Regions from separate parts of the Homo sapiens genome. Here regions 2 and 3 are each linked to region 1. The links are chromatin contacts, found by Hi-C or POLR2A ChIA-PET in ENCODE. All regions are on one chromosome and are shown on one strand. Each heading gives the region's core, a stretch centred on a gene start or an enhancer-like site at or near the end of the contact. The rest is flanking DNA. Distances are from core to core; before and after follow the strand shown.

The links. A loop is a pair of places that touch in the nucleus more often than their neighbours do. ChIA-PET counts read pairs that join two places held with the same protein, here RNA polymerase II (POLR2A). Pooled maps may share reads with other maps.
Region 2: a loop to region 1 is called in a map of endothelial cell of hepatic sinusoid, with 8 times the contacts of the local background. The contact joins the enhancer-like site here to the promoter of CBY3 in region 1. A Hi-C loop is called at or near these places in 4 of 168 maps with a recorded cell type or tissue (B cell, endothelial cell of hepatic sinusoid, left cardiac atrium and 1 more), 2 of 37 single-sample maps with no recorded cell type and 12 of 50 pooled maps. POLR2A ChIA-PET finds 5 or more read pairs at or near these places in 18 of 52 experiments (A549, CD4-positive, alpha-beta memory T cell, CD8-positive, alpha-beta memory T cell and 14 more).
Region 3: a map of dorsolateral prefrontal cortex shows a loop between it and region 1 (8-fold over the local background). The contact joins the promoter of LTC4S here to the promoter of CBY3 in region 1. A Hi-C loop is called at or near these places in 17 of 168 maps with a recorded cell type or tissue (CD4-positive, alpha-beta T cell, CD4-positive, alpha-beta memory T cell, CD8-positive, alpha-beta T cell and 14 more), 24 of 37 single-sample maps with no recorded cell type and 27 of 50 pooled maps. POLR2A ChIA-PET finds 5 or more read pairs at or near these places in 18 of 52 experiments (AG04450, CD4-positive, alpha-beta T cell, CD4-positive, alpha-beta memory T cell and 13 more).

Annotation. Positions count from the first base shown.
Region 1 is chr5:179,678,937-179,682,921 of GRCh38, reverse strand. It overlaps CBY3 (chibby family member 3), which reads left to right and starts at 1,888. Exons shown (of 2, transcript NM_001164444.2): 1 at 1,888-2,049; 2 at 3,657-3,985. The coding sequence starts at 2,004. It also overlaps a transcript of CANX not described here. RefSeq lists an enhancer at 3,924-3,985.
Region 2 is chr5:179,759,259-179,763,183 of GRCh38, reverse strand. All of the region lies in intron 1 of MAML1 (mastermind like transcriptional coactivator 1), which reads right to left. Among named protein-coding and RNA genes, the nearest start is that of MAML1, 28 kb to the right of the region's middle. RefSeq lists an enhancer at 2,857-2,936. Within about 2 kb of position 2,348, at least 5 of the 41 ENCODE cell types and tissues checked have a DNase peak (open chromatin) inside an H3K27ac peak, as active enhancers do; they include GM12878, where a contact is called at or near this core.
Region 3 is chr5:179,792,361-179,796,253 of GRCh38, reverse strand. It overlaps LTC4S (leukotriene C4 synthase), which reads right to left and starts at 2,268. Exons shown (of 5, transcript NM_145867.2): 1 at 2,116-2,268; 2 at 571-670; 3 at 398-468; 4 at 232-313; 5 at 1. The coding sequence starts at 2,173. RefSeq lists silencers at 1-663, 2,209-2,278 and enhancers at 473-1,145, 2,629-2,778, 2,799-2,878, 2,453-3,080.

The DNA of each region.
Region 1 (3,985 bases), core at 639-3,138:
CCCAGCCACTTCCCTCCTCTACCCCCAGGTCTTCAAGGGATTGGGGTCTCCTTATTGTTCAGGTTTTAGCAAGAATGTCAAGGGCCTTCACCGAGCACCACATCTAAATTACTTCCTACTCCTCACCCTGTCCCAAAATCACTTTCTGTATTTCCCTGGTTTGTTTTCTTCACTGTACGTATCAGAATTAGGGTTTTTTTTTTTTTTTTTTTGAGACAGAGTCTCGCTCTGTCACCCAGGCTGGAGTACAGTGGTGTGATCTCGGCTAACTGCAACCTCTGCCTCCTGGGTTCAAGCGATTCTCCTGCCTCAGCCTCCCAAGTAGCTAGGATTACAGGCATACACCACCATGCCCGGCTAATTTTGTATTTTGAGAAGAGATGGTGTTTCTCCATGTTGGTCACGCTGGTCTCAAACTCCCAACCTCAGGTGATTTGCCTGCCTCGGCCTCCCAAGGTGCTGGGATTACAGGCGTGAGCCACTGCACCCGGCCAATTTTTTGTATTTTTATTAGAGACAGGGTTTCACCATGTTAGCCAGGATGATCTCGATCTCCTGACCTCATGATCCGCCTGCCTCAGCCTCCCAAAGTGCTGGGATTACAGGCGTGAGCCACCGTGCCCGGCCTGGATATTCTTATTAATTTAATCATTCCTTTTTTTTTTTTTTGAGATGGAGTTTCGCTCTTGTTGCCCAGGTTGGAGTGCAGTGGCACAATCTTCGCTCATTGCAACCTCTGCCTCCCAGGTTCAAGCAATTCTCCTGCCTCAGACTCCTGAGTAGCTGAGATTACAGGCACCCGCCACCACACCCGGCTAATTTTTTCTATTTTTAGTAGACACGGAGTTTCACCATGTTGGTCAGGCAGTTCTCGAGCTTCTGACTTCAGGTGATCCACCCACCTTCCCCTCCCAAAGTGCTGGGATTTACAGGCATGAAACATCGCGCCTGGCCCTCTTTTTTTTTTTTTTTTTTTTAAACACAGGGTCTCTATCGCCCATGCTGGAGTGCAGTGGCACAATCACTGCTCACTGCAGCTTTCACCTCTTGGGCTCAGGTGATCCTCCCACCTCAGCCTCTTGAGTAGCTGGGACTACAGTCGCATGCCACCACGCCCAGCTAATTTGTTTTTGTAGAGATGGGGTCTTGCCATGTTGGCTAGTCTGCCCTTTCATTTTCATCATCTATCCTATTATCTTCCTCCCTCCTCAGCTGGCGCCCTACTGAGATCCCTATCACTGGTGGTGCACCCATCCCATAGGTGCTGTAGGAGCTGGCTGGTAACTCTCAGCTGCCCTGGCCAATAACTGACATGTAGAAGGAGGGTACAAAAGACGGGCTCCCTTGCTTTAAGGAGGCCTAACTGTGGTGCCATTTGTGCTCAGAGTTCCCCATGAGAGCAAGCGGAAGCTAGTCTCCACGTGAGACCACACTCTGGCTCAGCCTTAGCCTTTTTCTCGCCCTGTCTTGCTTCCCTCACCCCCTTCTCCTGAGAGCATTTCCCCAATAATTCACTTGAACAAGAATGCTCAGCTTAGGCTCTGCTTCTAGGGAACCTGACCCATGACACGCTCTGTTAGCTTCCTGAGAGACTATCTTGTTAGTTCCCCTAGAACAAATTCCTGTCTTGGACTCTGCTTATGATCACTCCCTTCATTCCCCTGCCAAGAATGACAGCTCAGTGAGGGAATATGTTCTTCACTTCCCTAGAACTGTTCCTAGAACACAGTAGGTGCTCAATGATGCACTGAATGCATGCAGGGGAGAGCCCAGAGTCTATCTGACAGCTCAGCGGTCAGCACCCCTTCTTGTCCTGGGGTGGCCTGGCCTGGAGGCATTGTGAGTCATAGCAGGTGGACAAGAGCTGAGTGGGTCAGAGATGGGACTAGCCCTGGGACAGCAGCTCAGCAACTCCACCCCATCTTCCAGGTGAGGCACAACATACAGTGAGGACTAACGGGGAAACATCCTCCGAGAAGATACAATCTCAAGGGTGGGCCTGGATGTGGGCTTCCAGAGACCATCTCCCTGAACCAGATCTTGGGGATGGTATGTACCATCCAGCCTCTGTCCACCTATATGTGAGGGATAAGTGTATTATGAATTAACGAAGGCATAACAGAGGGAACCCTGCTCTAGTTCTTTCTCTTCTCACTGCCCATGGGCAGAAGAGGAATTAGAAACAACACATAGCTCCCTTTTTCACATAATAGAATCAGCACTTACTGGGCAGGGGTGGGGGGTGCAGAGAGAAGTGAGCAAAATGGGACTTGTCTGTTATCTGGACTTTGGACTTCCTGAGGGCACAGTTTGTTTGGAATAAAAGTCATGTTTAGTGTGCACAATCCCTGATACTTTGAGCCCTATGCATAGGTCTAGCCCATGGCACACACCCCAGGATGTCAGTGAACACACTGGACTGTGGTCTATACACGCATCTGTCTTCCAAGCTGGATTAGGAGCACCTTGAGGGCAGGCAGAGGCTGTTTCAGGTCCCCTTCCCAAGACCAGAGTCTGGCACAGAGCAGATGCTAGTTCAAGTCTATCAAATGACTGAATGATGAGGGCAATAATGCTGTTGGCTATGCTAGATATCCTCCCAGATTGCTTTCAGAATCCAGATCTAACCCCGGCTTTCTAATCCTTCAGCAGTTCCCTCTTACCCACAAAAGGAAGTCTAAGCTTCCGAGCCTGCCTGTAGGGCACCTTCACATAGTGCACTGGTCCACCTTCCCAGCTTCCTCTTCTGCTCTTCCCAGCACCAATCCTATCCAAGCTCGTGTTCACATCTGAAATATGAAAGTCCTGCCCTGCCGGGTACAGTGGCTCACACCTGTAATCCCAGCACTTTGGCGCTGAGGCGGGCAGATCACCTGAGGTCCGGAGTTCGAGACCAGCCTGGCCAATAAGGTGAAACCCCATTTCTACTAAAAATACAAAAAAAAAAAAAAAAAAAAAAAAAAGGCCAGGCGCAGTGACTCATGCCTGTAATCCGGGCACTTTGGGAGGCCGAGTTGGGTGGATCACCTGAGGTCAGGAGTTCGAGACCAGCCTGGCCAACATGGTGAAACCCCGTCTTCACTAAAAATACAAAAATCAGGTGGGGGTGATGGCAGGCGCCTGTAATCTCAGCTACTCAAGAGGCTGAGGCAGGAGAACTGCTGGAACCCGGGAGGTGGAGGTTGCAGTGAGCCAAGATCGCGCAATTGCACTCCAGCTCGGGCAACGACAGCGAGACTCAGTCTCAAAAAAAAAGAAAAAGAAAGCCCTGCTCGGCTCTTCCCTCTGCCTAGAAGTTCTCCATTTTCCATCCTCAACCCACCTGGCAAAGTCCTACTCCTCCTTTAAGTACCTACTTACTTGTCTTGCTACCATTCCCTACCCCTCACCCTTCCAGCTGCAACTCAGAACAAGGCCCTCCTCCCGTCCTTCATCTGCATATGTATCCCAGGGCCTGATCCTCAGTGGTCTTTGGGGAAGATGGTTTAGGTGAGACTGCTGCCTGTGCAGCGTGGAACGACGGGCTCCTCGGTGGCCAGCAGCTGGTGAGACACAGCCGCAGCCGTAGCTGCAGGGCTAAGACATGTCCGCCGGCCTCGCGGTTTGAGAGGCGGCCTGTACCAAGCACGCTGCTCACCCGGACTCTTGTCTCCCAGCAGCGCCCCCTGGCTCGCCTTCATCATTCTGGACATCCGGGCTCCCGAGACAAGAGCGCAGCACGAGTCGCCAGCGCTCCCGAGGCTCCCCTTCGAGCACCTGCGTGCCCTACAAGGTCCACGCCCTGGCAACCTTCGAGTGCTCGGCTACGAGCCATGCCAGCCGCCTGTGGCAGACGCTGCAGCAGTTTTGGGCCGATCACATCTCGCGGCCCTTCTCGCCACGGCGGCCGCCACTGCGCCGCATGCCCTCCCTGTCCACCTTCTACCTGCTGGACCACAACACGCGCCAGGCCGAGCTGGGCCTCGCCTACGGCGCGCCGTGCATG
Region 2 (3,925 bases), core at 1,099-3,598, 80 kb before region 1:
TTTCATCTTTTCTACCATTTTCTTTTGTTCCACAGTGCCAGGTCTGGGCTATCTGTAAACCTGGGAGCTCAGTTTTCCATCTTCCTAGGGGAAAAAGAAAGATGGAAATCTAAAGGGTCAAGGCACTTGATGAGTCAGCTGGTTGTCTCAGATTAGAAACAGAATCTTTCTTTGCCCTAACAATTACAAAAGCTACCACTCCCTCATTCAATATTCACATGCAAACAGCTGCAGACAAGTTCCAATGTAACAACTGAATTTTGTAATACCTATTGCTTTTAACCAAAGGAAACAGTAGGGCATTTTGTCAACTACTCACAAAATTTAACTGGAATAACGTAGACGGGGATAGGAGTGTGTAATGTGGTGGCCCCGGCAGATTTTTAAGCCCTGAGCATTTGCAGGAGTGTCTGATATGCAGGGCAAGGATGAGTGAGCCTTGGAGCCTGAACTCAAAGAATCACAATAGAGATGGGCAAACAGCCTGAACAGATTAAAAGTTATGTAAGAACAGACACAGAAGGTGCTATAAAGCAATACTAGACTGGCTGCCACGTATAAATACAGGAGCCTGCTCCAGCACATCTGGTACTTCTGGGTGCTCAGCTCAAAGGTTCCTGTTGTAACTACTGAAGAGTTTCTGCAGTGTACAGGGTTCCAGGAGGACCCAGTCCTGGGAGATAATATGATCAGATGCTCGTGGTCGGCTGGAGAACCACGTGTGCTCAGCCTTCCACCAAGACACCCCGCTGACCTAAGTCCCATCCTAGCCTGTGCCAGCTCCCTCGCTGGGAGGCCACACTCTCCAGGCGCCACCTGCCATCCTCTGCTCTGGGAGAGGAGCTCCAGGATACCACCACTGCTCTGAATCAAGCTGGAGCTGGCCACACCTTTTGGACTCCTAAGCAGCATCCTGTCAGTCTCTCACCCACCATGCACTAGCCTTATAGGAAGGATAATCCTTTGCCTATCTCCACTTCCTCCTTCTTCAACCACCCACCGCTGCACTCCCAGAATGCTTTGTGGCCAAACTCACCAAAAAATGACAATACCTACATGCTTCCACTCTGAGCTGACAGACACAGCTGCTGAAGACACGCGTGGTTCTTTCATGAGTGCTCCTTACACACTGGCAGCCAATGCCCCTTTCTAGCCCTACTCATCAGGAAATTTGCTTTTCCTCCTGCCTCCTCTTTTTTACCTCTTCTATCATCTTCCTGTCAGCCAAACTCCACCAGTTCCCACCCCTTAGAGCCAGCACCTTGATCTATGGCAATATGGATTACATTCCTGGCCAATCTGGAAATCAATGGGATGTGGGGAAAAGGAAGGGAGGAGTTGAGAACTGCTTTCTCCAAGGCCAGCAATGATCTTCCTACTGTTACACATAGGCCATATTTTCAGTCCTTCCTTTCCCTCTCTCCCTGCACTCCCTTCCTCTCCCTCTTATCATCTGCCACTTAATAATTCATCTTTATTATTATTATTGAGACGGAGTTTCACTCTTGTTGCCCAGGCTGGAGTGCAATGGTGCAATCTCGGCTCACTGCAACCTCTGCCTCCCAGGTTCAAGTGACTCTCCTGCCTCAGTCTCTCGAGCAGCGGGGATTACAGGCGTGCACCACCATGTCCAGCTAATTTTGTATTTTTAGTAGAGATGGGGTTTCGCCATGTTGGCCAGCTGGTCTCAAACTCCTGACCTCAGGTGATCCGCTCACCTCGGCCTCCCAAAGTGCTGGGATTACAGGTGTGAGGCACCTCACCCAGCCCTTTATTAATTTTTTTTAAGAGACAGGGTCTCACTCTGTCACCCATGCTGGAGTACAATGGGTGATGATCAAGGCTCATGGCAGCCTCAAACTCCTGGGCTCAAGTGATCCTCCCGCCTCAGCCTCCTGAGTAGCTGGGACCACAGGCATGAACCACCATAACTGGCTAATTTTTTTGCTTTTGTGGAGACAGGAGTCTCACTATGTTGTCCAGGCTAGTCTCAAACTCCTGGGCCGAAGCGACCCTCCTGCCTCAGCCTCCTAAAGTGCTGGGATTACAGGTGTGAGCCATTGCACCTGGCCTCCTTCCATCTTTTTTTTGAGACGGAGACTCGCTCTGTCACCCAGGCTGGAGTGCAGTGGCGCGATCTCGGCTCACTGCAAGCTCCACCTCCCGGGTTCATGCCATTCTCCTGCCTCAGCCTCCCAAGTAGCTGGACTACAGGCGCCTGCCACCACGCCCGGCTAACTTTGTTTTTGTATTTTTAGTAGAGACGGGGTTTCACTGTGTTAGCCAGGATGGTCTCGATCTCCTGACCTTGTGATCTGCCCACCTCGGCCTCCCAAAGTGCTGGGATTACAGGCATGAGCCACTGCGCCCGGCCTGCTTCCATCTTTAAAGTTCCCTTTTTCTTTACCACTTTTCTTGTATCCTCTTCTGCTTTTATGGTTGGTTGTTTCTAGTATCCTTTGAGAAGTCTCCCCTTCTCCTGCCCTTCTATCAAATAGTACAGTCCTCTCCCCCTTTTACTCTACATAGTCTACCTGAGAGATTTCACACATTCCCATGCCTTCAAATTCCCATGACTGAACATCACACTCAAATAAACCCAACTGTCTGGGAACCAAACGCTGATCCACTCAGCCCTTGTCCCTTCCAACTTCCCTCATAGCCCTCCCTGCTGTGCAGCATGCTGGGGTCATGCGGCTGGCTTACAGCTTATAGCTTCTCAAATGTGCCTGCTCAGTGCTGCCTGGGGCCTCTGCACCTGCTCTTCTCTTTGCCCAGAGCACCTCTTCCCTCTAACTTTTCTGGGGATGACTCAGCTTCTAATTCAGGTGGCTTATCTCCTCCATCATCCACATCACCTACCACCCACACCATAGTACTTTCTTGCTGATCCCCTCACCAGAGGCACTCATCTAGTGTCAGGGCCTAACCCGACACTAGAATGCCAAGCAGAGACCCCAGTGCCTTCGACAGTGCCCAGCACTTGATAAGTGTCTGTGAATAAATGTGCCATCTGATGCCCCACCTCTGCAGAGCTCTTACTTCTGTCTATCCGAAGACCTACTGAGCCCCTGTCCACTTGAGTGATGACTCAGATGACATCTGTCCAAAGCTGAGGCCAGCCTCTCCCCAGTCCTGTTTCCTTTCCTCTGTTCCCACATAAGACTGTCACTACCAGCCGCCCTGTCACATAAACCAGAAACCAGCCTCCCTCCCGCTCCTCCTTAGTCCCTACATACAACTGGTACCCAAGTCCTGTAGAGTCTACCTCCTTAATATTTCTTGAACCCACCCACTTCTCTCCATTCATTAACACACATATCTCTCACTTGAATTATTTTAACCATGTGTTGAGATCCTGCCCTCCCAACCTGTGTTCCTCATCAGAGTCAGAGGGACTCCACCAGCGTGGCTCACTGGGACTCCACGTGAGGGTAGGACTTACAACATCAGAAGTTTTTAAGGCAATAATTGTTAACTATTGGCAATTCCAACCCAATCCCATGGTCAACATTTCTCTCCCAGTCCCTGTATGTCCACAGGACACTCGGGAGCCCTGACCCTCTCTTCAGGTAAAGTAGGTCCATTTCATGAAACACTCAAGTTTTCAGTGACTTGAGGAAGGGAAATCCATGTCAAGTAGCAACTTGTTAATTTGATAAAGCACAAATCTGAACCAAGTGCTGTAGGAAGAAGTCCTGACTTAAGTCATGTGCTTGCTGACCCCTCATTTCCAGTTACTTATGATGTATTCCCAGTTAATCATTCTTAACCTATTATTCCCAGTGAATTCAGGATCTCACTCAACCTTCAAAACAACCCTAGAGGATGAGCATCATTGTTCCTGTTTTATTGCCACTGAAACTGAGAAAATTACACAAGGTTTCCTGAGGTTTGATGTCTCAAGAAGGATCCCTTCTGAATG
Region 3 (3,893 bases), core at 1,019-3,518, 110 kb before region 1:
CCTGCGGGCGGCGGTCAGCGGGGAGGTGGCGCGAGGAGGCCCGCTTCTTCCCCGCCGCAACCCTGGCCCCACGGGGACTTCCTCTGGCCGCCGCCAGGGCTCGCCCACCGAATCCCCAAAGGCGCTGGGCTCCGGCCCGTCGCCCGCCCCCAGCTTCGGTCCCGCTCCCCAGGAGCCCCGCCCGCCCGCGATCTTTCCCCGGCCCCGCCCCGCTCCCCGCCCGGCCCTCACCTGAGCTGCGCGGAGCGCGCGTAGCCCTGGAAGTAGCGGAGGCGCGCGAACAGGTAGACCAGGCCGCACAGGGCCGCCGCCCCTGCGAGAGGTACGCACGGGCCTGGTGAGCGCCCTGCGCGGGTCCCGGGGGTCCAGCGCGTGCGCCCCTGCCCCACACCCCGACCTTCATGAAAGAAGATGCCGGCGACCCAGAGCGTGGCGAGGAACAGCGGGAAGTACTCGCTGCAGTTCACCCTGCGGTGGGCGGGTGGGATGAGCGCGCCGGCCGGGATGGTCCTGCGACCCGGACCCGCCTGGGGCTCGCTCCCCGCCCCGCGCCCTCCCGCCGCGCCTCACTGGGCTCGGTAGACGCGCTCGAACTCGGGTGGGCCGGTGGTGAGCGGCGGCGACACGCGGAAGGCCCTGCGCGCCGAGATCACCTGCAGGGAGAAGTAGGCTGGGGGAGGAGGGGGAGCGGGAGTCAGGTCTGGACACCCGAAGCCCCAGAGATGGGAGTGGGAGGGATCCTGCAATCTGGCCCTTCACTTGGCCGTGTCCTCTCCTCCCTAAGGCGGAACCCCGCCCCCTCCCCGCCCGAGGAGACCTCTCGTCTCACCCATCCCTGGCCTGCCCTGTGTCCCTGACATTCAGCGAGGAGGGCAGGGCTGAAGCCTGGGGCGCAGAGAGGCCCTGTCCCAACCTGTGAGTGTATGGGGGAGGGTGAGTGATTCAGGCACAGGGACACCTGCTCCGCGAGAGAGACCACTTGAGTCCTTGTTTCTGAATCATTTCACTCTCAAAACACAGGCAAATGCAGCTTTCAGGTCCCTGGCCAGGAAGTGCCTCGGGAGTCTGAGGGCAGAGCTGGCTGCATCCTCCCAGGTGCAAGGAAGCACACTCCCTGTAGCTAACAGTCCCTGGTCACCCACCTACCAGCGCCCACCAGCAGGGCCCTCTGACCCTGCCTCAGGCCGGGATCACTAAAGCCTGCGTCCCTGTGCCTCCAAACCTCAGTTTCTCTGTTCCTGCATTCCGGTCCCAGGCCTAAATCTGACAGACACCTTCTCTCCTGCTCCCAGGAGGTTGCAGCTGGGACTCTCCTAGCCTAACCCCAGGACCCCAGGGCTGGGGTAGTTGCAGAGGGTGGGCTGGCCCTAAAGTTTCTCTGTGGGCAGGAGCCCTTCTCTTGGTCAGGTGAGGCCAGGCCAGACCACACACAGACCAGTGCTGGCTGTGCGCTCCCTCCCCAGACCTCCCGTCGGACCATCTCCCCCTGAGTCCTGCAGCCCTGGCACCTTTGGTTCTGGGCCCTCTGCAGATGGGTGTCACAGGGTGGCCATCCAGCTCAGTGCAGGAGCAGCTGGAGGTCAGGCTGGCCTGTCTGTTCAGCCCCTTCAGAGCCCCCTCCCCAGGCTGTGCCTTATCCTAGCCCACACACTGTGGAGTAGTGGTGTCTCTTAGGTGGCAAGGATATCTGGCCAAGGAATGTGTCCTTTAGGGCCAGTCTGAGAAAGGCATTAAGCAGGCTCTTTTTAGGGGGCTGGAGGAAGGAGTCCCACCTCTACCCTGCTCCACGTGGTCCCAGTATGGAGGTGCCTTTGAAGCAGAGCCAGGGAATGGGGGCCGCTTGCTGGGACGCCCAGAGAGGGGACAGCTGGAAAGAGCAGAGATCAGCTTCCCCAAGCCCATGGCTATCCTACCATTTGTCCTGGCACCCTTGCCACCCCCAAGTCCTACAGCTCTCACAGCCAGGTGCCCCCCAGTTCCCTGAAAGTCCCCACCCTCTTCCAGCTTGGGCCTGGGCTGGAGTCCCCACCTCTGCCCTCCACCTGGGCCTAGGGGGCAGAGGGCAAGCTGTAGGGATCTAAGGCCCACCCTCTTCCTAGATAGGAACCAGCCCACCTTGCAGCAGGACTCCCAGGAGGGTGACAGCAGCCAGTAGAGCTACCTCGTCCTTCATGGTACCGTCGGTGTGGTGGCACGGGCTGTGTGTGAAGGCGAGCTGGGGAACGCTTAGCCCCGTCTGCTGCTCAGAGGACGGCCCAGGAGAGGAAGAGCAGCCTCGGTGCTCTCCCCGCCCCATCTCAGTGGAGGGGGTGCACGGGGGTGTGACCATACCACACAGAGCCAGGGAGCCAGGCCAAGCCAGCAGGGAGGAAACCAAAGTCTGGGCAGGGGAGAGCAGCTAGCTGGAGACCGCCTCACCACTTCCTGCTTGTTCGTGCCCCTTCCTTGCCTAGTCCCGCGTGGCAGAGCCCAAGCTGTCCATCTGGGTCAGCTCCAGCTGTGGGTGTGCCCCCTGCTGCACCACCCCACTTTCTCCAGGGCCTTGCAGACCCCCACATCATGCTGGAGCCAGCCCCAGGCTCCCGGCTAACTCCTCCACCCACCTTATCTGTTCCCTGTCCCCATCCAGGCTGTTCCTGGCAACCCCTGCCAAACCCTCCTCTGCGGAAGCCCTTCCCAGTGCCTTTGGCTTCAGAATGGAGTCCCAGCGCCCCCCCAGCCACACTGGGCCCCACAAGCTCTTTCTCCTTCAGGAAACCTCATGCCTGCCAGCCTTAGTCGTTGTAGGGGTTCCATGCACAAGGGCCACCCTGCCAGGAGGAAACCTGTCCAAGGCCCCCTGGGTGGCGGGAGGGTCAGCCCTTGTGGGCCATCCCTCTCCCAGGCCTCTCTTGGGCCTCCCACAACAGTCACCTGCTGTGTCTTTCTGCCCCGCAGCCCTCTTGCCTCAAGGTAACAACCCTCCACCACCTTCCTAGACGGCTGCCCTCCCCACACTCAGGCCCTGTGGTCTGGACAGTGCTGACTCCTGCCCCTTCCAGGCCTGTGAGATGGACACTGAGCCAAGGCTGACTCAAGATGGTGAGATGTAGTTCTGGAAACTTCCTTAGGACTTTGGGACAGGAAACTCAGAGTGGGGAGGGGGACTACGGCGGGCCACCCTGAGGACAGAGCCCACGCAGGGCCAGGTGGAGAGGAAAGGTGGCACCCGAGGACTCCTGCCTGGAGTTCTGGGTGTCTCCCTCGCCCCGCCTGGAGCGCCCCCGGCCGCCCCCCTCGCCCTGCCTGGAGTGCCCCTGGCCGCCAGCCTTCCCAGTTGGGCCTAACGGTCACTTCCTCTTTTGGCTTGAGTGGGTTTGCGGTGGCTTTTGGTCAGAAGTGGCAAAGTCCAGACTGACCCAGAAGCACGGGCAGGAGCTGGGGGAGGCCACAGGCCGTGCTGCAGGGGTCGGGCCGCATGGTTCTGCCCTCGCACCTGGTCCTTCCTTGCTGCCCCAAGCTCAGCTCCAGCCTGAGGCTCGGAGCCTGTTGGGCTCTCTCAGAATCCCTTCTTCCTCCTCTGGGTATCGCCCCTGCCCCCGGAAACCAGATATGCCCCAGCTGGGGGCTCTGTGAGCTCCTCCAGGGCAGGGGCCAGGGCTCAGGCCCGGCCCCTGCTTTAGACCAAGCTGTGACAGTCATCTTGGGGCTCAGTGATGGAGGACTGCCTCCTAGATCCCGGACACAGATGTAGTGCCAGGGAGCGATGGTGGCCGCGTCCTCAGACTCTGCCCACTCAGCCTCCTTCCTCCCTGAAACCTGCCCCACAGGGCCTGCCTGAAGGGTGGGATGCAGCCCACCACGCAGGGGTTGACGCTGGTGCCAGTGGGCTGTGCCCAGGGTGTCTGTGTGCA